Regions from separate parts of the Homo sapiens genome. Here region 1 is linked to region 2. Evidence: chromatin loops called from intact Hi-C (ENCODE). Cell type or tissue: heart right ventricle. All regions are shown on one strand. Links, peaks and the distances in the headings refer to the core of each region. The heading gives the core; the rest is flanking DNA. Region 1 has its middle 54 kb from the start of CORO2B. Region 2 has its middle 15 kb from the start of CLN6.

Region 1 (11,658 bases), core at 1,830-9,829, 280 kb before region 2:
TCAGGTGATCCACCCACCTCGGCCTCCCAAAGTGCTGGGATTATAGGCGTGAGCCAGCACACCAGGCCTTATTTTGAAAGTTCTTTAGAAGACAATTGAATAAGTGTATGACAATAATAGCATAAAGGATGGGTGGGGGAAATGAGAGTATAGTGTTGTAAGGGTCATGGATTGTATGTAAAAGTATGTAATTTTATTTAAAGTTGGACTATGATGAGCTAAAGATATATATTGTAAGCCACAGAGCAACCCCTGAAAATAAAACAAAAAAGAATGAGCAAAAAGTAGATGAGACAAACAAGAAACAAACAATAGAATGGCAGATTTATACCAAAAATTACATTAACTGTAAATGGTCTAAACAATAAAGAGGCAGATTCAACTATATGCTATCTATAAGAAATCCACCTCAAATGTAAAGGCATACATATTTTCTAAGTAAAAGGAGGAACTCAGATACACCATGAAAATAATAATCATAAGAAAACTGGTTTGACTACATTAGTATCAGAAGAAGTAGTGTTTAGAAAAAAGAATATCACTAGACATAAGAGAAATATTTAATTATAATAAAGCACACAATTTATCAAGAAGACACAAAAATCCTCAATATGTAAACTCATACTAATATAACTTCAAGAGAGATGAAGAAAAACTAACATAACTGCAAGGACAGACATTCATAATTATTGTTGGAGATTTCCATACCCCTCTCAATTACTGATAGTACAAGTAGTAGGTAAATCAACAAAGATGAAGAAGACTTGAGCAATATCACCAATTTGATCTAATTGCCATTTCTTGATTATCTACTCACCTCCACCAAAAGAATACATATTATTTTCAAGTATACATGGAGCATGTATTAAGAAAGGTCATTTTCTGTGCCATAAAAAAGTTTCAGCATACATATATATACATATTATTATTATTATTATTTTTGAGACAGAGTCTCACTCTGTCACCCAGGTTGGAGTGCGGTGGCGCCATCTTGGCTCACTGCAAGCTCCGCCTCCCGGTTTCACACCATTCTCCTGCCTCAGCCTCCCGCGTAGCTGGGACTACAGGCGCCTGCCACCATGCCCAACTAATTTTTTGTATTTTTCAGTAGAGACGGGGTTTCACCGTTTTAGCCAGGATGGTCTCAAACTCCTGACCTCGTGATCCACCCGCCTCGGCCTCCCAAAGTGCGGGGATTACAGGCATGAGCCACTGTGCCCGGCCGTCTCAGCATATTTTTAAGGATTGAAACAAAGCATATTTTCTGACCAAAATGGAATTAAAACACAAATCAACAACAGAAAAATATCAAAAATCCTAGAATGTATGGAAATTAAACACTTCACTTCTAAGTAACCTTTAGTTCAAAGAGTAAATCACAGGGAGATTTAAAGATATTTCAACTAAATGAAAATGAAAATTCTACATAACAAAATTTGTGACATATAGATATGGTGGTGATTAATGAGAAATATATGTCTTTAAATGCTCATATTAGAATGGAAAAAGGTTTTTATCAATATTCTAAGCTTTCATCTTTAGAAACAGAAGAGCAAATTACATACAATTGAGAAACTCAACAAAACCAAAAGCTGACTTTTAAAAAGATCAATAAATTGAAAAATTTGCGACAAGATTTATCTGAGAAAAAGAGAGAGTGAGCATGAGTGCTAACATAATGAATGAAAGAGGAGGCATAACTAGAGATGCTAGAGATAATAACAACACAGTAAGGGAATATAATGAATGACTTTATGTCAAAAAAATCAACAACTTAGATGAAATGGCCAATTGATAAAGGGTACAACTTAAAAAAGATAGAAAACCTAAATAGCCATATACATGTTATGAATACATTTCTTGAACGTTGTGATATCTCATCTTTAGAGTTGTTTGTGTTACCTATTGTGACCTGTGTTGACTGATATGACTTGAAAAGAACATAAGCAAATAAAATGCTCTGACTACTTACTCCTAAATTGATAAGGATATAGAGAGCAAAAAGCAGTAAATAGATTTATGCTTCCCAACATATTAAATATGATAAAAAATACTATCTCCTGACGAGCCACAGTAAGAATGTACCCACAGAGAGTCAGGGAATAAAACCCCAGCCTGCCAAACCACCTTCAAGCCACTTCCTATTGAACAACCCACGTACTTCGCTCCCTTTGTTTGTCCAGGAAACATTGGAGTGTCAGAGATCAGAAGATATCTAGTAGTTGTTGAGGCAAAGAGAAAGACTAATTTAGGATTAGTCTGCACCGTTTCCACCTTTTAGGTTTGCTTTAGCCATTTAGCTTTTAAAAGAAATAAATGCATGAATTTATAAACGTTTAATTAAGCCATTTTGTCTGCTTTTTCAGTTTTGTTTCTGCTAAAATTTAAGCAAAATTGGAATTGAAACTGAAACTGGAAACTTAAATGCACCACATATTCCTTGAAGAAATTGAATTCGTAATTTAAAAGCCCCTTTCCTATCCCCAAAACACAAAATAGTCCAGACCCAGATGAACTCACTAGTGAATTCCAACAAACACTTAAGAAAGAAATACCAATTCAAAAAAAAAAAAAAAACACTCAGAAAAAAGAGGAGGGAACATATTCCAACTCATTATGAGACCATCATGTCCCAATACAAATAAAACTACATACAGATATTACCAAAAAAGGGAAGAAAACTATAGATCAATATCACTCATGGTGATAAATCCTTACAAAACATAAGCAAATAGAATTAACAATATTTTAAGGGATAATATATCATGCAAAAGCAGGACTTATCCCAGGAAAACAAGATTGATTTGATATCCAAAAGTTAATCATTGTAATTCACCACATTAATAGAATGAAGGATAAAAACCATATATCCATCTCAATAGATGCAGAGAAAGTACTTGAAAAAACTCAGTGGTAATTTATCATTAAAATTACTAATAAACTAGGAATAGAAGAAAACTTCCTCAACTTGATAAAGAGAATATATAAAAAACGTATGACCTGATAAGGAGAATCAGTTTAAGGTTAAAGACTATATGGTTTCCTTCCAACATCAGAAACAAGACAAAATATCTGCTTTTATTACTTCTATTCAACATTGTCCTAAAGATCCTATCCAGTGAAATAGGCAAGAAAAAGAAATAAAAGACATCTGAATGGAAAGGAAGAAATAAACTGTCTTCATTAGCAGACAACATAATTGTGTACATAGAAAGTTCTAAAGAACATACATTTTTAAAGGTTTGAGAACTCCTAAGTGACTTGGTGACTTTAGTAAGATCACAGGATGCAAGGCTAATAAGTAAAGATCAGCTGTTTTTCTCTACCAACAACAATAGCTAGAAATAAAAATTTACAAAATACCATTTACAGTAGCATCAATTAATAGGAAACACTTTGGGATAAATTTGACAAAATATGTGTAAGATTTATACTTTGAAAACTACAAAATACTGCTGAGAGAAATTTTAAAAGAACTAAATAAAGGGAGAGCTATAATATGTTCATGGATTGGAGTATTGCTAAAATGTTAATCCACTTCATATTGACTGATAAAATTTCCGAGGCTTTTAAAAGTAATTGTCAAGCTTAGTGTAAAATTTATATGCAAAAGATTTAGAAAATCTGCAACAATTTTGAAAAAGAAAAACAAAGTTGGAGGACTTATATTACCTGATTTTCGAACTTATTACAAAGCTACAGTAATGAAGAGAGTGTGGCACTGGCATCAAATTAGTCACATAGATCAATGGAATAGAATAAAGAATCAAAAATAGACTCACAGATACATGGTCAATTGATTGTTAACATATTTCAATAAAGGAAAAGAGAGTCTTCCAACAAATTGCACTGGAATAATTAGATATTCATATGAGGAAAAAATAAACCTCACATAAAAATGAACCCAAAACAGGAAAAAGATCTAAAGGTGGAAGATAAAACTGTTAAACTGATAGGAAAAAAAAATAGAAGAAAATCTTTTCAACTTTGGGGTAAGCAAGGATTGCCTAGCTGGGAAAGAAAAATTAAAAAACCACAAAAGAAAAAATTCATAACTTGGTTTTTCTATTAATTTGTTAGGGCTGCCATAATAGAATACCACAGACTGGGTAACTTACATAACAAGTACCTGTTGGGGGCTGTTAAGTCCAAGATCAAGGGGCTGGCAGGTTTGGTTTCTACTGAGGCCTCTGTCTTTGGTTTTCAAACAGATGCCTTCTCACTGTGTCCTCCCACGGCCTTTTCTCTCTGCACACACCTCTCTGGTGTCTCTTCCTCTTTTTGTAAGGAAATCAATCCTATTGTATGAGGGCCCTACCCTATGACCTCATTTAATCTTGATCATCACCTTCAAGACCCTGTCTTCAAACACAGTCACACTGGAGGTTAGAGCTTCAACATAGGAATTTTGGGGGACCATGATTCTGTCGAAAACAGAACTTTAAGTTGGTGCCTTTTACTAGGTACACATACACAAAGACACTATATTTTAATAAAGTAAATAAAGAAATCTTTTTCAACATTTAAAACTTCTGCTCTTTGAAAAACATCTTCAGTAAAGGAAAAGACAAGCCACAGGCTGGGAGGAAATATTCATATAGCTGACAAAAGCTATATGTAAAGTGAACATTATATCCTGAATTTATAAAGAACACTTAGAACTCAATAATAACAAAAAATTTGAAAAATGCTCAATAGATTAAAAAAGATGGTTCCCAAAAGAAGATGCACCAATGGCCAATAAGCATGTGAAAAGATGCTCAGCATCATTAGTCATCCTGGAAATGAAAGCCTAAACCACAATGAGGTATGACTACACACCCATTAGAATAGTTAGTATTTAAAAGCTGACAATCCAAGAATTGGAAGGATGTGGAGCATTGCTGGTGACAGTCTAAAATGGTATAGCCCCTTCAGAAAATTTTAGAAATTTCTTATAAACTTAAATATACATTTATTATATGACCCAGCAATTGTACCCCTAGGCATTTACTCAAGAGAAATGAAAACGTGTCTATATGAAGACCCATCTGTAAGTGTTCATAACATCTTAATAAAAACCAAAAACGAAAACCAACCAAAATGTACATGCATAAACTGGTGAGTGGATAAATAAATTGTGGTACATGCATATAATGGAATCATGCTCAACCATAAAAAATGACTATTGATACATGAAACCACATGGATAAGTCTCAGAATAATTACGCTGAATGAGAGAAGCCGGGTGTGAAAGAGTACATACTTATGACTTCATTCATTTGAAACTCTAGAAACTCCAGAAATAACAAATCTGTGTTCCAGTGACAAAAAGCTGATCAGTGGTTGCCTTAAGCTGGTTGTAAGAGTGATTGATTGGGACACAACATATGCAAACTTTTTGGGCAGAAGAAGTGTTTTATATCTTGATTTTGATGTTGTACATGAATGTATACATTTGTAAAAACTCATCGCACTGTCAGCTTTAAGTTGGTGCATTTTAACACGTTATAATTTAATAAAGTAAATAAAGTTGATTAAAATTATTTTAAAAAAATCCAGCAAGCCCAGTTTGACTCTCTGCCCAGCAGCTTATTTTGTAAACAAAGTTGATAATTTTGACCCATTTTGGGGGTTTTGGTTTCTGTTCTGGGGATAGATATGAATTAGGCTGAATTTGAGACAAGAGTCTGGAGATTTTGATTGAGTGAGCAAGTAACAGAAATTACATTTCTACTTTTTAACAAATGAAAAATATTTTCACTAAACCCTGCAAAAGGCTCTGTCAAGAATCGAGTTAGCTTCAGCTGGGTAACTTACAAAGCCTTCTTGAGTCCTCCCATGACCCAGAATAAGGGGAAACTGTCCTTTTCCAAATTCTGACAGACTCACTAGTAATTTGCTTCAAAACATCTGTAGTCCTTCCTGACTTTTCCAGCAATGTTTCACAGAAAGCTCTTCTTTTCTTTTCAAAATGCTTCAGAATTTACTTTGAAAATGAAGTTTGTATCTGTCCCCCGTCCCCCCTGAATTTTGAGTGACTTATTTCAGAACTGGCTTCAATTTACATGCCTGTCATTTTAGACCATAATAAGCCCCATTAACTGTTATATGATGTCAGTTTGCTTTATTTTTGTTTTTGGGGTTTTTTAGGGGGAATGGGAGGAGGGTTAAGCTGCCTGTCTGAGAGTGGCAGATTTGGCTGATTTAGTTATACCCAGATGTGCCTAAATATAAGACAGAGAGGAATAAATACTGAGTAGGAGTTTTAGTGAATTTATGTTGTATTTCTCATAAATTCCTGTGGGTTCCTTTTGGCACCAGAATTTAATTTATTATTCTCTGTTCCTTTTTAAATAAAATCTGATGCAACAGTTAAGGGCTAGGCTCAGGCTGGGAGCCTCTGCCTCTGATCAGCTGCTGCAACATAATATAAATCAATTCGGCAAGTAATACCAGAGCATCTACTGTGTATTTAGACCTTTAGTGAGTCCCGTGGAGTGTTCAGGAAAATGTTCTGGCTTCAGGGAGCCTCCAACAGAAAAGAAGCATAAATGGTGACTAGACTTTGAGCTGGAAGAGCTAAATTTTAGTTAGGCCTCCTCTACCTAATTACCGGCCTTAGAAGAATTTATTTAACTTCTTGGTTAAAGAAATTTTTATGAGCTTCAATGTCTTCATTTGCAAAATGGAAAAAATATCCCTACTTTCTCCACAGTATCAAGGCAGGGTTCAAAGAAGGGAATGCTTAGCATGGCGCTTTTAAAAAGGTACATGCAATAAAATGGTGAAGTTCATTTATTAGAGTATGATTGGGGAGATAAGCCCATCTTATCTCAGCAAAAAGTGCATGAAAGAATTTATGATTTAGTTATTTCCTCATAGAACAGCAAAAAGGGATTAGGGAAAACAATAGATTTTTATTAATATTAATATCATTAAAACAAGATTTTAAAAGCTACAAGAGTCATACTTTTACTTCTGGTTACAATAAAGTAACTTGTGTCAGACCAAAGTTTCTAGTGAAATAAACTTAAAAAGCTGGAATTTTTTCTTTTCTTTTTTTTTGAGACAGGGTTTTGCTCTGTTGCCCAGGCTGGAGTGCAGTGGTGCAATTATGGTTCACTGCCACCTCCTGGGCTCAAGCGGTCCTCTCATCTCAGCCTCCCAAGTAGTTGGGACTGCAAGCATGCACCACCACACTCAGCTAATTTTTTAATTTTTTATAAAAATGAGGTCTCACTATGTTGCCCAGCCTGGTCTTGAACTCCTGGGCTCAAGCAATCCTCCCACCTTTGCCTCCCAAAGTGCTTGGATTGTAAGCATGAGCCACTGAGGCCAGCCTTGGAAAAAAATATTTTTAAAAATATCTTTGAAGAATTGTAGGACACCCAAGGCAACCACTATTTAAGGGGCCAAGATTTTGGAGAAAAAAAAGGAAGTTCTTTGAAAGATCTCAATATCTGGTCATCACTTTTCCCCTTGGGATATGGGAGGCTGCAGGGCCTGGTAGGGTTTACCCACAAAGAAGCAGAGAAGCCAGCAGAGCTTTAGGCTATCTGATAGAGCAGAGGAACAAAAAAGGACAGTTCTAGGCTCCCAAGGCAGCTGACTTGAGGAGCCAAGGTCCAAGAGACAATGGAGGCACAGAAAACTAAACCTGACAGTTAGCATTTTTCCACTTGAGGTATTTGTCAATTCTTGGCTGTGCAGGGTGAGAAGCTAAGAAACTAAACAAAAGGTAGTTGGGAAACCTTTCATGGTCTCTGGGAGACAAAAATTGGAATTTAGGGCTGGGTACAGTGGCTCATGCCTATAGTCCCAGCACTTTGGGAGGCTGAGGAGGGAGGATTGCTTAAGCCCAGGAGTTCAAGACCAGCCTGGGCGACATAGGGAGACCCCCATCTCTACAAAAAATTAAGAAATTAGTTAGGCATGGAGTCGTGTGCCTGTGGTCCTAGCTACTTAGGAAGCTGAGGTGGGAGGATCACATTGAGCCTGGGAGGTTGAGGCTGCAGTGAGCCATGATTATGCCATTCCACTCCATCCAGCCTGAGTGACAGAGTGAGACCCTGTCTCAAAAAGAAAAAAGAAAAAAGAAAGAAAAGAAAAAGAAAGAATTTAGGATTTTCTAAGAATGAGTGGCCGACCCAAGAAATACCCCTGGACCTGGATGGCTATACTCTTGGAGGAAAAATGACAAGAGAAAGAACAAATTTGTAAAGACTAAAACCAACTTCAAGTCAGTTCAGCCCTTGATTGAATGGAGGTAAACAAACAGCCCCTACTCTAACTGCATGCCAGAGAATAGAATGAACCCTCTATAGAAGAAGATGTTATCATCCAAAGTCTCCACATGTTTTAATATAAACTCTCCAGTATTCAATAAAAAATAGTAAGTATTCCAAGTTACAAGACCAAGAGAAAAAACAGGCAAGAAAAACACGCAGGAAAAATAAACCCATATGTGACTTACATATTAGGGTTATTGGACACTAAAACAACTGTGATTAATATGCTCATAAAAAGATATAACAAGATGAAGAATTTTGCTTGAGAACAACAATCTATTTTTAAAAATCAAGCAAATTCCAAAACTGAAAAGGAATATAATTGATGAAACCAGTCTGACCATCATGGTGAAACCCCGTCTCTACTAAAAATACAAAAATTAGCCAGGCATGGTGGCACGCACCTGTAATCCCAGCTACTCAGGAGGCTGAGGCAGGAGAATCGCTTGAACCCAGGAGGCAGAGGTTGCAGTGAGCTGAGACTGTGCCACTGCACTCCAGCCTGGATGACAGAGCGAGACTCCATCTCAAAAAAAAGAAAGAAAGAAAAAGAATTCAATAGATGGCTCAACAATAGATTGGCACAGCTGAAGAGGATTAGTTAAGTTGTGCTTAAAGAGCATATAAGAGATATATGAGACATGGTGGAGAGTTTGAATATTAACACAATTGGAGTCTCAGACGAGAAAGAGAGAAGAATGGAGAAGAAGTGGTATTTAAAGAGATATGGAAATAATGACTAAGAATTTTCCAACAATGCCAAGACATCAAGCTAGAGATTCAAGAGTACTACAAAGTCCAAGCAAGAAAGAAAATGACATCTAGAAACATCATTGTGAATCTTTGAAAATTACAGGTAAAGAGAATATTCTTTAAAGGAGTCCATGGGGCCAGGCATGGTGGGTCACGCCTGCAATCCCAGCACTTTGGGAGACTGAGGTGGGAGGATTGCTTGAGTTCAGGAGTTAAAGACCAGCCTGGGCAACATAGGGAGACCTTGTCTCTACAAAAAATTTTACAAATTAGCCGGGTGTGGTGGCACATGCCTGGTCTGTAGTCTCATCTACTTGAGAGGCTTTCGTATTTTTTTCATTGGAGACGGGGTTTTGCCATGTTGGCCAGGCTAGTCTCAAATTCCTAACCCATCTACTTGCTTGAGCCTGGGAGGTCGAGGCTGCAGTGAGCCACTGCTGCACTCCAGCCTGGGTGATAAAGTGAGAAAGAAAAAAAAAAACAAAAAAGAAAAGAAAAGAAGTATATAGTGAAAAGACACATACCTTCAAAAGCACAATAAAAAGATGAAAGCCAGAAGACAATGGAATGATATCTTCAAATTTATAAAATAAAAATAATTGACAATCTAGGATTCTATAGCCAGTGTAAAAACTTTCAAAGTGTATGCGAAATAAAGTTATTTCTAGACAGGCAAGAGTAAAATGACCCCAGATGGCAAAAAAGGAAATGTAAGAAGGAATGAAGAACAACGGAAAGGGTGAATATGTGGGTACATCTAAATAAACATTGACTTTACAAGAAAATAATGTAATGTGACATTCAAAATATATATAGAACTAAAATGTAGACAATAATAACACAAAAAGTAGGGGAATGAGTTAAAATGTACCAAGCTTGTGGCACTGTCCAGAATTTACAAAAGTACTACTTTATATTAGATTCTAAAAAGTTAAGTAATCTATGGCAATCTCTAAAATAATAGTAACAGAATGTAAAACTGACAAGCTAATGGGGGAGATGGAATAATGAAAAATAGCTTATTAATTCAAAAGAATGCAAGAAAAGGGAACATAAAACAGGTCTAGGAAAAATAGAAAACAAATAGTAAAGATGGTAGATGTAAAACCAAACTTATCAACCAAAGAACTAAATACTCCAATTAAATGTAAATGAATTAAATACTTCATTTAAAAGACAAAACTTTTTTTTTTTTGAGATGGAGCCTTGCTCTGTCACCCAGGCTAGAGTGCAGTGGCATGATCTTGGCTCACTTCAACCTCCACCTCCCAGGTTCAAGTGATTCTCCTGCTTCAGCCTCCCAAGTAGCTGGGATTACAGGTGCACGCCATCATGGCTGGCTAATTTTTGTATTTTTTTCAGTGGAGATGGGGTTTTGCCATGTTGGCCAGGCTAGTCTCAAACTCCTGACCTCAGGTGATCCACCCGCCTCGGCCTCCCAAAGTGCTGGGATTACAAGCATGAGCTACTGCACCCGGCCAAAGCTTTTAAGACTGGATTTTTAAATGCTATGCTGTTTACAAGGGTCCTTAAATATTAAGCTGAACCACATTAATGTGCCGATAGTCAACCATATTTGACTTATAAAAATAGCAGTTTCTTATAGTTCAACCTAAGATGAGGGCATAGTGAAGCTGAAAGTAAACGGATAGAAAAATATACCCTGTGAACTGTAACCAAGAGAAAGTAGAGTTTAAGGCAAGAAGCATTTCTAAGCATTTAAGAGAGACATTTCATAATGATAAAAGTGCTAGTCCATCAGGAAGATACAACTTTTCCAAATTTTTATGTATTTAACGCCATAGCTTCAAATTACACGGAGCAAAAATTAACAGGAGAAATAAACAAAAATCACTATTTTAAGGGGAGACTATAATATACCTCTTTCAGTAACTGATGGAACAAGCAACAACAAAAAAATCTGTAAGGATATAGATCTGAACAATGTAACTAGGAAAATTCACCTAATTGCATACACAGAAGCTATGCTGTCCCTAACATCCATAGAAAACGCATTCAAGTGTACATGGAACATTTATCAACATTGATCACATGCTAGCCCATAAAGCAGATTTCAACACATTTCAAATGGCAGAAATGATTCAAAGTTTGTTTTTTGACCACAGTGGACTAAATCTAGGAATCGATAATGAAAGAATAACAAGAAAATTACTAGATGATTGAAAATAAAGCATCATGCTTCATATAATACATAGATTTAAAAAATCACAACAGAAATGAGAAAATAGTTTGGATTGAATGCTATGATAAATATTATATATCAAAACTTATGGAACTAAAGCTGTGCTTAGTGGAAAATGTATGACTTTAAATACTTATATTAGAAAAAGTGAAAGGCTGAAATCAATTTATCTAATATTTATCTCAAGATACAGCTAAAGCTATGCTTGCTATGCTTAGAGAGCTATGTATAGCCTGAACTTCATGTATTAGAAAAGAAGAAACGCTGAAAGCCACTTATGTAAGTATCTATCCTAAGACATTAGAAAAAGAATGGCAAGCTATACAAATAGCAAAGAAAATAGTCAGAAGGAAATAATAGAAATAAGAGCAGATATTAATGAAATAGAGTATAAACAACAAAGGAAAATCATCAAAATCAAAAGTTGGTTGT
Region 2 (11,658 bases), core at 1,498-9,497:
ATTAGTTTTATATTAAGTTTATACTAACCTCATACAGAGTTAAGAAGTATGCTTCTTTTGATATTCTTTGTAAGAGTTAGTATAAAATTAGAATACAAATACAGTCCCCAACTTATGATTTTTTTACTTTATGGTGATTTGAAAGTAGTTCACATTCAATAGAAACTGTACTTCAAAGCCTGAATTTTAATCTTTTCCTATCTGTAGGCTAACGTGAGTGTTTTGGGCATGTTTAAGTTAGGCTAGGATAAGCTATGATGTTTGGTATCATTTGCTCCATGAAAATCTGCTACGAATTGCGTGAAAACTATCTAGGCTTGATTTTTTTTTTTTTTTTTTTTTTGAGACAGAGTCTCGCTCTGTCGCCCAGGCTGGAGTGCAGTGGTGCGATCTTGGCTCTCTGCAACCTTCGCCTCCCGGATTCAAGCGATTCTCTTGCCTCAGCCTTCCGAGTAGCTGGGACTACAGGCATGCGCCACTAAGCCCAGCTAATTTTTGTATTTTTAGTAGAGACGGGGTTTCACCATGTTGGTTAACCAGAATGGTCTTGATCTCTTGACCTCTTGATCCGCCTGCCTTAGCCTCCCAAAGTGCTGGGATTATAGGCATGAGCCACCGTGACCAGCTGGCTTGATTTTTTTTTTTAAGCCACTGATTCAATTTATCCCATAGCTATTGGACTACTTGGGCTTTCTTTTCTTCAGTAGGAATTTAATTTTTTTATTTTTCATTGATATATAATAGATGTACATATTTTCAGGGTACATGTGATAATTTGGTACATTTGTATAATCAAATCAGGGCCATTGGGATAGCTGTCACCTTAAATATTTATCTTTTCTTTATGCTAGGAACGTTTGAATTATTCTCTTCTAGTTATTTTGAAATGTCCAATAGTGGCCGGCGCAGTGACTCACGCCTCTAATCCCAGCACTTTGGGAGGCCAAGGTGGGTGGATCACGAGGTCAGGAGTTCGAGATCGGCCTGACCAACATGGTGAAACCCCGTCTCTACTAAAAATACAAAAATTAGCCAGGCCTGATGGTTCGCACCTGTAATCCCAGCTACTCGGGAGGCTGAGACAGGAGAATCGCTTGAACCCGGGAGGCAGAGGTTGCAGGAGCCGAGATCACGCCATTGCACTCCAGCCTGGGCAACAGAGTGAGGCTCCGTCACATACACAAAAAAATAATAAGAAATGTCCAATAGATTAATGTTAACTACAGTCACCTTATCGAATATCAGGTCTTCTTTCTTCTACCTAACTGTGTATTTGTACCCATTAATCAACCTCTCCATCCCCTCACCCACCCTTACTGTCAATCTACTCTCTATCTTCATGAGATTCACTTTTTAGCTCCCATATGTGAGTGAGAACATGAGATATATTTGTCTTTCTGTGCTTGGCTTCATTCAACATAATGATCTCCAGTTCTATCTATGTTGCTACAATGACAGAGTTTCATTCTTTTTCATGGCTGAACAGTATTCCATTGTATATCTATACCACATTTTCTTTATCCATACATTCAGTTGATGGGCACTTAGGTTGATTCCATATTTTGGTTATTGTGAATAGTGCTGCAGCAAACATGGGAATGCGAATTTCTCTTCAATATATCAATTTCCTCTCTTTTGGATATATACCCAGTGGTGGAATTGCTGGATCATATGGTAGTTCTATTTTTAGCTTTTTGAGGAACCTCCGTATTGCTTTGCATAGCAGCTGTGGTAATTTACATTCCCACCAACAGTGTTTGAGAGTTCCCCTTTCTCCACATCCTTACCAGCCTCTGTTATTCCTTCTTTTTGATAAAAGTCATTCGAACTAGGCTAGATAATGTTTCATTGTAGCTTTGATTTGCATTTTCCTGATGATTAGTGATGTTGAGCATTTTAAAAAATACCTGTCAGCCATTTGTATGTTTTTATCACAAATGTCAATTCAGATCTTTTGCCCATTTTTTAATTGAATTTTTTTGTTGTTGTTGTTTTTTGTTGTTGTTGGTTTTGCTATTGAGTTCTTTGAGTTCCTTGTATATTCTGGTTATTAATCCCCCTTGTCATATGGATAGTTTGCAAATATTCTCTCCTATTCTTTGGGCTATCTCCTCTTAGTTGATTGTTTCCTTTACTGTGCAGAAGATTTTTAGCTTGATGTAATCCCGTTTGTCTATTTTTGGTTTTGTTGTCTGTGCCTTTGAGGTCTTACACAAAAAAATCTTTGCCCTGACCAATGTCCTGGAGCATTTCCCCAAGGTTTTCTTCTAGTGGTTTCGTAGTTTTAGGTCTTAGATTTTTTTTTTTTTTTTTTTGAGACGGAGTCTCACTCTGTAGCCCAGGCTGGAGTGCAGTGGCACAATCTCGGCTCACTGCAAGCTCCGCCTCCCAGGTTAATGCCATTCTCCTGCCTCAGCCTCCCAAGTAGCTGGGACTACAGGCACCCGCCACCACGCCCGGCTAATTTTTTGTATTTTTCTTTTTAGTGGAGACGGGGTTTCACCGTGTTAGCCAGGATGGTCTCAATCTCCTGACCTCGTTATCCGCCCACCTCGGCCTCCGAAGATGCTGGGATTACAGGCATGAGCCACCGCACCCGGCCTAGGTCTTAGATGTAAGTCTTTGATTTATTTTGATTTGATTTTTGTGTATGGTGAGAGATAGCAGTATAGTTCATTCTTCTGCATATGGTTATTTCATTTTCACAGCACTATTTATTGAAAAGACTATCCTTTCCCATTGTATATTCTTGGCACATTTGTTGAAAATGAATTGGCTGCAAATGCATTTATTTATATCTGGATTCTCTGTTCTGTTCCATTAGTCTATGTGTCTGTTTTTATGTCAGTAACATGCTAGTTTGGTTCCTATAGCTTTGTAGTATATTTTGAAGTCAGTTAGTGTGATGCTTCCAGATTTGTTCTTTTTTTTTTTTTTTTGAGACTGAGTTTCACTGTTAGTGCCCAGGCTGGAGTGCAATGGCACGATCTCAGCTCACTGCAACCTCCACCTCCCAGGTTCAAGTGATTCTCCTGCCTCAGCCTCCCAAGTAGCTAGGATTACAGGCATGTGCCACCACACCCAGCTAATTTTGTATTTTTAGTAGAGATGGGGTTTTGCCATGTTGGCTGGGCTGGTTTTGAACTCCTGACCTCAGGTGACCCACCCAGCTCAGCCTCCCAAAGTGCTCAGATTACAGGCATGAGCCACCATGCCTGACCCAGGTTTGTTCGTTTTGCTTAGGATTGCTTTCACTATTCTGGGTCTTTTGTGGTTCCATATGAATTTTAGGATTGTTTTTTCTATTTCTGTTGAGAACATCATTGGTATTTTGATAGCAATTGCATTAAATCTGTAATCTGCTTTGGGTGGAATTATCACTTTAACAACTAACTATTCCAGTCCATGAACATGGAATAGCTTTCCATTTTGCTGTGTCCTCTTCAATTTATTTCTTCAGTGCTTTGTAGTTTTCCTTGAAGAGATCTTTCTCCTCTTCGGTTAAATTTATTCCTAGGTTTTGTTGTTGTTGTTGTTGTTTGTTTGTTTTTGCAGCTATTATAAATGGGATTGCCTTCTTGATTTCTTCCTCTGCTAGTTCATTATTGGATAGAAATGCTACAGATTTTTGTCTGTTGATTTTGTATCCAGCGACTTTACTGCATTTGTTTATCAGTTCTAACAGTTTTTTGGTGGAGTCTTTAGGTTTTTCTAAATGTAAGATCATGTCTTCTGTGTACAAGTCTAATTTGAATTCTTCCTTTCCAAATTGGATTCTCTTTATTTCTTTCTCTTGCCTAATTGCTATGGACAGGACTTCCAATACTATGTTGAATAAAAGTGGAGGTGGGCATCCTTGTTTTGTTCCAGAGCTTAGAACACCTCCCAGTTTCAAGCAATTCTCCTGCCTCAGCCTCCCGAGTATCTGGGATTACAGGCATGCACCACCACGCCAGGCTAATTTTTGTATTTTTAATAGAGACAGGGTTTTAATATGTTGGCCAGGCTGGTCTCGAACTCCTGACCTAAAGTGATCTGCCCACCTTGGCCTCCCAAAGTGCTAGGATTACAGTCATGAGCCACCGTGCCCAGCCCATTTTTAATTTTATTTATTTGGGACTTCTCTCCTTTTATCTTAGCCTAGTTAATGGTCTGTTAATTTTGTTTATCTTTTCAAAAAACCAATTTTCATTTCATTGATTTTCTCTATATTTTAGCCTAATTTCATTTATTTCTGCTCTGATATTTATTATTTCTTTCATTCTAATAATTTCCTTCTAACATGTTTGGTTTGTTCTTGTTTTTCTAGTTCCTTGAGGTGCATTGTTAGGTTGTTTATTTGAAGTCTTTCTGCTTTTTTGATGTAGGCATTTATTGCTATAAAATTCCCTCTGAGTACTGCTTTTACCATATCTCATATATTTTGTTATGTTTATTTCCATTTTGATTCGTTTGAAAAATTTTTTAAATTTTCTTTTTAATTTCTTCATTGACCCATTGGTTGTTCAGGAGTAAGTTGTTTAATTTCTATGTGTTTATGTAGTTTCTGAGATCCCTGTTGTTATTGATTTCCAGTTTTATTCCATTGTGGCCAGAAAATATATTTGATATAATTTCTACTTTATTGAATTTGTTCAGACTTGTTTTGTAGCCTAAGATATAGTCTATTTTGGAGAATGTTACATGTGTTTATGAAAACAATGTGTATTCTGCAGCAGTTGGGTGAAATGTTCTGTAAACGTCAGTTAGGCCTATTTGGTCTAGTGTGTAGTTCAATTCTGATGCTTCTTTGTTGATTTTCTGTCTGGATGATCTGTTTATTACTGAAAAGTGGGGTGTTGAAGTCCCCTACTGTATTGTATTACAGTCTATCTCTGCCTTTAGGTTGATTCATATTTACTTAATATACTTGGGTGCTCCAGTGTTGAGTGCATAGATACTTATAATTGTTATATCCTCTTGCTAAACTGACCCCTTTATCATTATATATTGATCTTCTTTGTCACTTTTTACAGTCTTTGACTTGTAGTCTATTTTATGTAATATAAGTATAGCTAATCTTGTTCTTTTTTGGTTTCCACTTGCATGGAATGTCTTTTTCCATCTCTTCACTTTCAGTCTATGTGTGTCTCTATTGGTAAGTTGGGTTTCTTATTCTTCATTGTGTTCATGTGATAATAACATATTAGTTAATATCACCCAGCATATAGTTGGGCCTTGTTTATCCATTCAGCCACTGTCTGTCTCTTAATTAGAGAATTGACTGAATTCTCCAATTAAACTTAATAATAACATTGAATAACCCATGTACATTCAGTGTATTATTGATAAGTAAGGACTTACTACTGCCATTTTGTTGCTTATTTTCTGGTTGTTGTTTTTTGTTTTGTTTTGTTTTGTTTGAGACAGGGTTTCACTGTGTCACCCAGGCTGGAGTACAGTGGTGCAATCATGGCTCACTGCAACCTCAACTTCCCTCGACTCAGGTGATCCTCCCACCTCAGCCACCCAAGTAGCTGGGACTACAGGAATGTGCTACCACACCCAACTAATTTTTATACTTTTTTTGTAGAGATGAGGTTTCAACATGTTGCCCAGGCTCATCTCAAGCTCCTGGGTTCAAGCAACCTGCCAGCCTCAGCCTCCCAAAATGCTGGGATGACAGTCATGAGCCACCACGCCTGGCCACCTTTTATTTTTATTGTATCTGTTATAGGTTTTAACATTATGGTTACCATGGTGCTTACAAAAAAACCGATAACTTATTTTAAAGAGATGATAACTTACCTTAGATCACAAAAAAGAGCAGAAATAAAGCAAAACCAAAAAAAAAAACCTCTGCACTTTAACTCCATCTCCCCACATTTTGACTATTTGTTGTCTCAATTCACATATTTTTATATTGCCTCTCTCTCTCTTTTTTTTTTTTTTTTTTGTCAGAGTCTTGCTCTGTCATCCAAGCTGGAGTGCAATGGTACAATAGCTCCTTGCAACCCAGTGATTCTCCTGCCTCAGCGTCCCAAGTAGGTGGGATTATAGGTGTGCACCATCACACCTGGCTGATTTTTATATTTTTAGTAGAGACAGCGTTTCACCATGTTGGTCAGGCTGGACTCGAACTCCTGACCTCAAGTGATCCACCCACCTTGGCCTCCGAAAGTGCTGGCATGAACCACTGTGCCTGGCCGCTATTGCCTGTCTCTTAACAGGTTGCTGTAGCTGCTACTGTTTTTGATAGATTTCTCTTCTAGGCTTTATATTAGAGTTATGAGTGAATTTTACATCTTAATTAGAGTATTGGAGTATTCTGGGGTTGTCTTTGTTCTTAATTTTACCAGTAGGTTTTATGCTTTCAAATGTTTTCTTTTGGCACATTAGTGTTTTTTTCTTTCAGATTGAAGAACTCCATTTAGCATTTCTTTTAAGACGGGTCTGGGGATGGTGAATTCTCTTAGCTTTTGTTTGTCAGAGAAAGACTATCTTTCCTTCATATTTAAAGGATGGCTTTGTTGGATATAGTATTCTTGGATGGCAGTTTTTTTTTTCTTTCAGCACTTTGAAAATGCTGTCCCATTCCTTCCTGGCTTTATGGTTTCTGTTGAAGTCTTGTTGCCAGATGAACTGGAATCCCCTTATGTGTTATTTGCTTATTTTATATTGCTGCTTTTAGGATCCTTTCTGTGTCCTTGACTTTTGAGAGTTTGATTATTATATGCCTTAGGGTAGTCTTACCTGGGCGAAAACTGCTTGGTGTTCTCTGATCTTTCTGTCCTTGGATATTTATAACTTTCTTGAGCTTTGGAAAGTTTTCTGTTATTATTATTATTATTATTTTGCATTAGTGCATCTTTAATGTTAAAGCTAGTTTTTTTTTTGTTTGTTTTTTGTTTTTTTGATCTTTTTGAGATGGAGTCTCCCTCTGTCACCCAGGCTGGAGTACAGTGGCCCTATCTCAACTCACTGCAAAGTCCGCCTCTCGGGTTCACTCCATTCTCCTGCCTCAGCCTCCCGAGTAGCTGGGACTATAGGCGCCCGCCACCAGGCCCGGCTAATTTTTTTTGTATTTTTAGTAGAGACGGGGTTTCACTGTGTTAGCTAGGATGGTCTCGATCTCCTGACCTTGTGATCCGCCCACCTCAGCCTCCCAAAGTGCTGGGATTACAGGCGTGAGCCACCATGCCCATCCTTTTTTTTGTGTTTTTTTTTTTTTTTTGAGATAGAGTCTTGCTCTATCACCCAGGATGGAGTGCAGTGGCGCAATATCGGCTCACTGCAACCTCTGCCTCCTGGGTTCAAGCGATACTCCTGCCTCAGCCTCCTGAGTAGCTGGGATTACAGGTGCATGCCACCATGCCTGGCTAATTTTTGTACTTTTAGTAGAGATGCGGTTTCACCATGTTGGCCAGGCTGGTGTCGAACTCTTGACCTCAGGTGATCCACCCACCTTGGCCTCCCAAAGCACTAGAATTACAGGCATGAGCCACCGCACCCAGCCAAAGCTAGTTTTTTAAATAAAATTTTATATCTATCCAGTCTTAATTAGTTTGACCATAAGGTAAGATTTTCATGAACTTTTTAGAACCCTTTACAATTTTCCATCAAACAGCAGATTAATTTTCTAAGAAAACTCTGTTATTCGGAAAAGTAGGCCGAGATTCTGGCCCCATATCAGTATGATTTCAGTGTTTTAACCTAAGGAAAAAAGCTAAATAATTCCTTTTAAATCTTAGCCAACTTGTTTATACTCACAGAATTTTAAAAGGGTTTTACAAACCCTTTTCACTTTGCTTAAACCTTCAGTTTTGTTCCATTACTCTTTTAGGTTAGGACAATGTTTAAAACCCTCTGAACTAGACAAAATTACATTCCCTTTAACAAAAGCCGTATTTCTGTGACTTCTTACAGTCTTTTACGAAAAGCACATTCCCCATACACCTTGTATATAAAACTGTTTCTGCAGTCGTCTCAACTACATATTACAATGTTAACGCTTAGCAACTTTTATTTTTAGTGAAAAACCTGGTAAGTAAGCAATTTCAATTATGTACTGGGGTGGAGCTTAGGACATTAGACAGAAATGAAGATAAGGTCTGACTCTTAGCATAGCTGGTGGGCATGGCTCTCCACATGTCCCCAGGCCTTACCTATCATCTAATGCTCCAAAGTAGGTAAATCAAACCATTTTCAAAAGTCAAAGAAACAGTTTGACCTTAAAGCATTTAGCAAGTCTGATATCTGACCTTAATTTAAACCAAATGTCTACACTTTCAAGACATTTTATTTTACCAATAATCTTTAAAACTGTCTTTATTTCCAAAAGGTTACTAAAGTCACGTGAACAAAAAGGCATTAGTTTCTATTTTTCTGACAAAATATTTTATTTAAGCACTTATTTTTCTTTTCCTTATTTATTTATTTATTTATTTTGAGATGGAGTCTCCTTATTATTTATTTAAGTAAGTTCTGTACCCCTTGTTCTTGCTCAACTCCCTCTTGAACACCAATAATTATTAGATTTGATCTTTTGAGGCAATTTCCCATATCTTGTCGGCAATCTTCATTCCTTTGTATTCTTTTTTTCTTTTTTCTCCTCTATGTAATTTCAAATAGCCTATCTTTGAGATTATGGATTCTTTCCTCTGCTTGATCCATTCTGCTGTTGAGAGTCTCTAATGAATTTTTTGATTTAGCAAATGTATTTCTCAGTTCCAAGATTTGATTTTTAAAAATTTCAATCTTTGTTAAATTTAATAAATTCCGAATTGATTTTCTGTATTATCTTGTAGATCACTGAGTTTCCTTAAAACTGCTATTTTGAATTCTTGGTCAGAGAGCTCACATATTGCCATCTTCTTAGGGCCATCACTGGTTCCATGCTTTGTCTGTTTGGGGTGCCCATGGTTTCCTGTTTCCTGTTATTTCTTGTGGATATACATCTACATCTTTGCATTGAAGGATTATTTATTTATTCTAGTCTTCTCTGTGTGGCCTGTTTTGCTTTTTATTGGGTATGTTTGCTTATAGAGTCTTTGTAATATACTGCTGAATTTCTTATTTGTTTGTTTATTTTCCACTAGGTCACTACCTCCTTTTTGGCACTAGATGATTTCTTAAGCCCAGGTTTGCCTCGGCTCTAATAAACAATTGGAACACTGAAGTTCCAAATGGGGGAGGTCCCAGAGCAGATATCCTGGCAGTATGGATAGGCTGGCTGGGGATTAGTGCCCAGGAGACCTGTGGAATGCAGCTGCTACAGTGTGGTGCTGCTAACAGCCACTCTGATTTGGTGTCTTCTTTGGCCGAGTTACAGAACCATGTTTCTAGGGCTAGGGATAGTATCCCCACCTCCCTCCTTGGTCTCTCAGTGTCCTCAGAGATATTTCTTCCTTCAGGCAATCATGATGCTTCCCATGGGTTGAGGCAGAGGCAAGGTCTCCTGCCAGGAAACCCACAATGGTGGAAAAGCTAGTCGTCCACCTCAATCTCACTTTTTCCAGTGCAGAAATCGTTGAGTCGGGAAATTTCCCACACACTTGGTGCTGGGCAGATTATAGGGAGGGGAGTCATGGATGTAGAAATCCATTTATCTTACTGACTGCTCAGAGCTTTTTCACTTCTCTATGACTCCAGGAACTGCCTCATCCTCATATTTGGGTTCTGGAATATTGCTGGCATAGTGCTGATCATCTCAGCACTGTGTATTTGTTTTTGGTTTTCTGTGGGAAGGAATGTAGCCAGCTTGCTTCTACACCACCAGTTTTGGACTGGAAGTCTCCAGGCTTTCTTGATGCAGCTTTGATAAGTTATATGTTTTTAGAAATGTTTCCCTTTCTAATAAATTTTGAAATTTACTAGCATAATGTTATTTATGGCATGTTTATCTTTTTCATCTCTTCCATATTTGCAGCTTTCTTCTGTTCTTCATTCATATTCTTGCTTATTTGTGAATGCTACTGTGTTTTTTTTTTTGTTTTTTTTTTTTGGGAGATGGAGGCTCCTTCTGTCGCCCAGGCTGGAGTGCAGTGGTGCGATCTCGGCTCACTGCAACCTCCACCTCCAGGGTTCAAGCGATTCTCCTGTCTCAGCCTCCTGAGTAGCTGGGATTACAGGCACCCACCGCCACGCCCAGCTAATTTTTGTATTTTTAGTAGAGACAGGGTTTCACCACGTTGGCCAGGGTGGTCTCGAACTCCCAACCTCAAGTGATCCGCCTCTCTCGGCCTCCCAAAGTGCTGGGATTACAGCCGTGAGCCACCGCACCCGGCCCTGTCCCCTTTTTTTTTTAAAGGAATCTTGCCCAACATTTATCTATTTTATCTGGCCCTCCCCTGGCTTGTTATTTTATTTTATGTATATATTTATTTATTTAGACAGAGTCTCGCTCTGTTGCCCACGCTGCAGTGCAGTGGCACGATCTCAGCTCAGGGCAACCTCTGCTTCCTGGGTTCAAGCAATCCTTCTGCCTCAGCTTCCCAAATAGCTGGGATTACAAGCATGTGCCACCATGCCCAGATAATTTTTTTTGTATTTTTAGTAGAGACAGAGTTTCACCATGTTGGCCAGGCTGGTCTCAAACTCCTGACCTCAAGTGATCCACCTGCCTTAGCCTCCCAAAGTGCTGAGATTACAGGCGTGAGCCACTGCGCCTGGCCTGGCCTTGGCTTGTTGATCATCTCTATTGCATGTTTGTTTTCTGCTTCATTAATTTTTCCTTTATATTTATTATCTCTTTCCTTATGCTTTCTTTGGGTTTATTCTATTGGGAGTTTTTTTCTTCTTACAGTGAAGCCTAGCTTATTAATTTTCAGTCTTTTTTCTTTTCTAATGAAAGCAGCTAAAGCTATAAATTTCCCTGAATTACTATTTTTCCTGCATCCATAAGTCCTGATAAGTGTAATTTTTATCATTGATTCTGTTCAACTTTTTATTTCTTTTATGATTCCTTACTTGACTTACAAGTTATTTAGAAGTATACTTCCTAATTTCCAAAACCTAGTGGATGTGTCACTTCTTTTTCTTTTATGCACTTCTAATTTGGTTGCTTAAGTTAAATCTATGATTGTGGATTATAAAATGTGGTTTATGTAAATCAGATTCTTGAAATTTGTTGAGGCTGGTTTTATGGCCTTTTATATGGTCAATTTTTAAAAATATTCCAAGTGTCCTTGAAAAGAATGCCTGTTCCTTGATTGTTGAATGCAAGGTAATTTATTCACTAAATTCACTAAATTAAGCTAGTGAATTGTGTTATTCAAATCTTTCTTGACTCATCAATAATTGGGAGCATTGTATTGAAATACCCCACTATGTCTGTGGATTAGTCAATTTCATTTCATAATTCTATAAATTTTTATTTTATATATTTGGATGCTATTTTAGTAGGTACCCACAACTTTAGAACTATTACATCTTCCTGATAAATAAAACCTTTTATCATTGTATAAAGTCCTTATTTATCTCTTATAGTCTATTTTGTCAAATGACAATATAGTTACACCAACTTTCTTTTAACTTCAGGTTGGCACAAAAGTAATAGCAAAAACCACAGTTTCTTTTTCACCAACCTAACAGTATTGCCTGTTATATCTTTTTTCATCATTTTACTTTCATCTTTTCTGTGTCCTTTTATTTTAGGTATGTCTATTTTTTTTTTAATTT

Evidence for each region. Hi-C counts contacts between places; a loop is a spot of excess contacts. Peaks named below come from ENCODE experiments on the same cell type or tissue, not always from the same donor. Only the 100,000 strongest peaks of a DNase experiment are listed, where the experiment ranks them.
Region 1: it touches region 2 in a loop (4-fold over the local background); 7 of 110 quality-filtered maps call a loop at or near these places.

The regions. Positions count from the first base shown.
Region 1 is chr15:68,519,609-68,531,266 of GRCh38, reverse strand. It overlaps a transcript of CORO2B not described here. Among named protein-coding and RNA genes, the nearest start is that of CORO2B, 54 kb to the left of the region's middle. In heart right ventricle, for the core only: no CTCF peak of the experiment used is centred there; no DNase peak of the experiment used is centred there; H3K4me3 peaks cover 530 bases; H3K27ac peaks cover 1,553 bases.
Region 2 is chr15:68,239,310-68,250,967 of GRCh38, reverse strand. It overlaps a transcript of CLN6 not described here. Among named protein-coding and RNA genes, the nearest start is that of CLN6, 15 kb to the right of the region's middle. In heart right ventricle, for the core only: no CTCF peak of the experiment used is centred there; no DNase peak of the experiment used is centred there.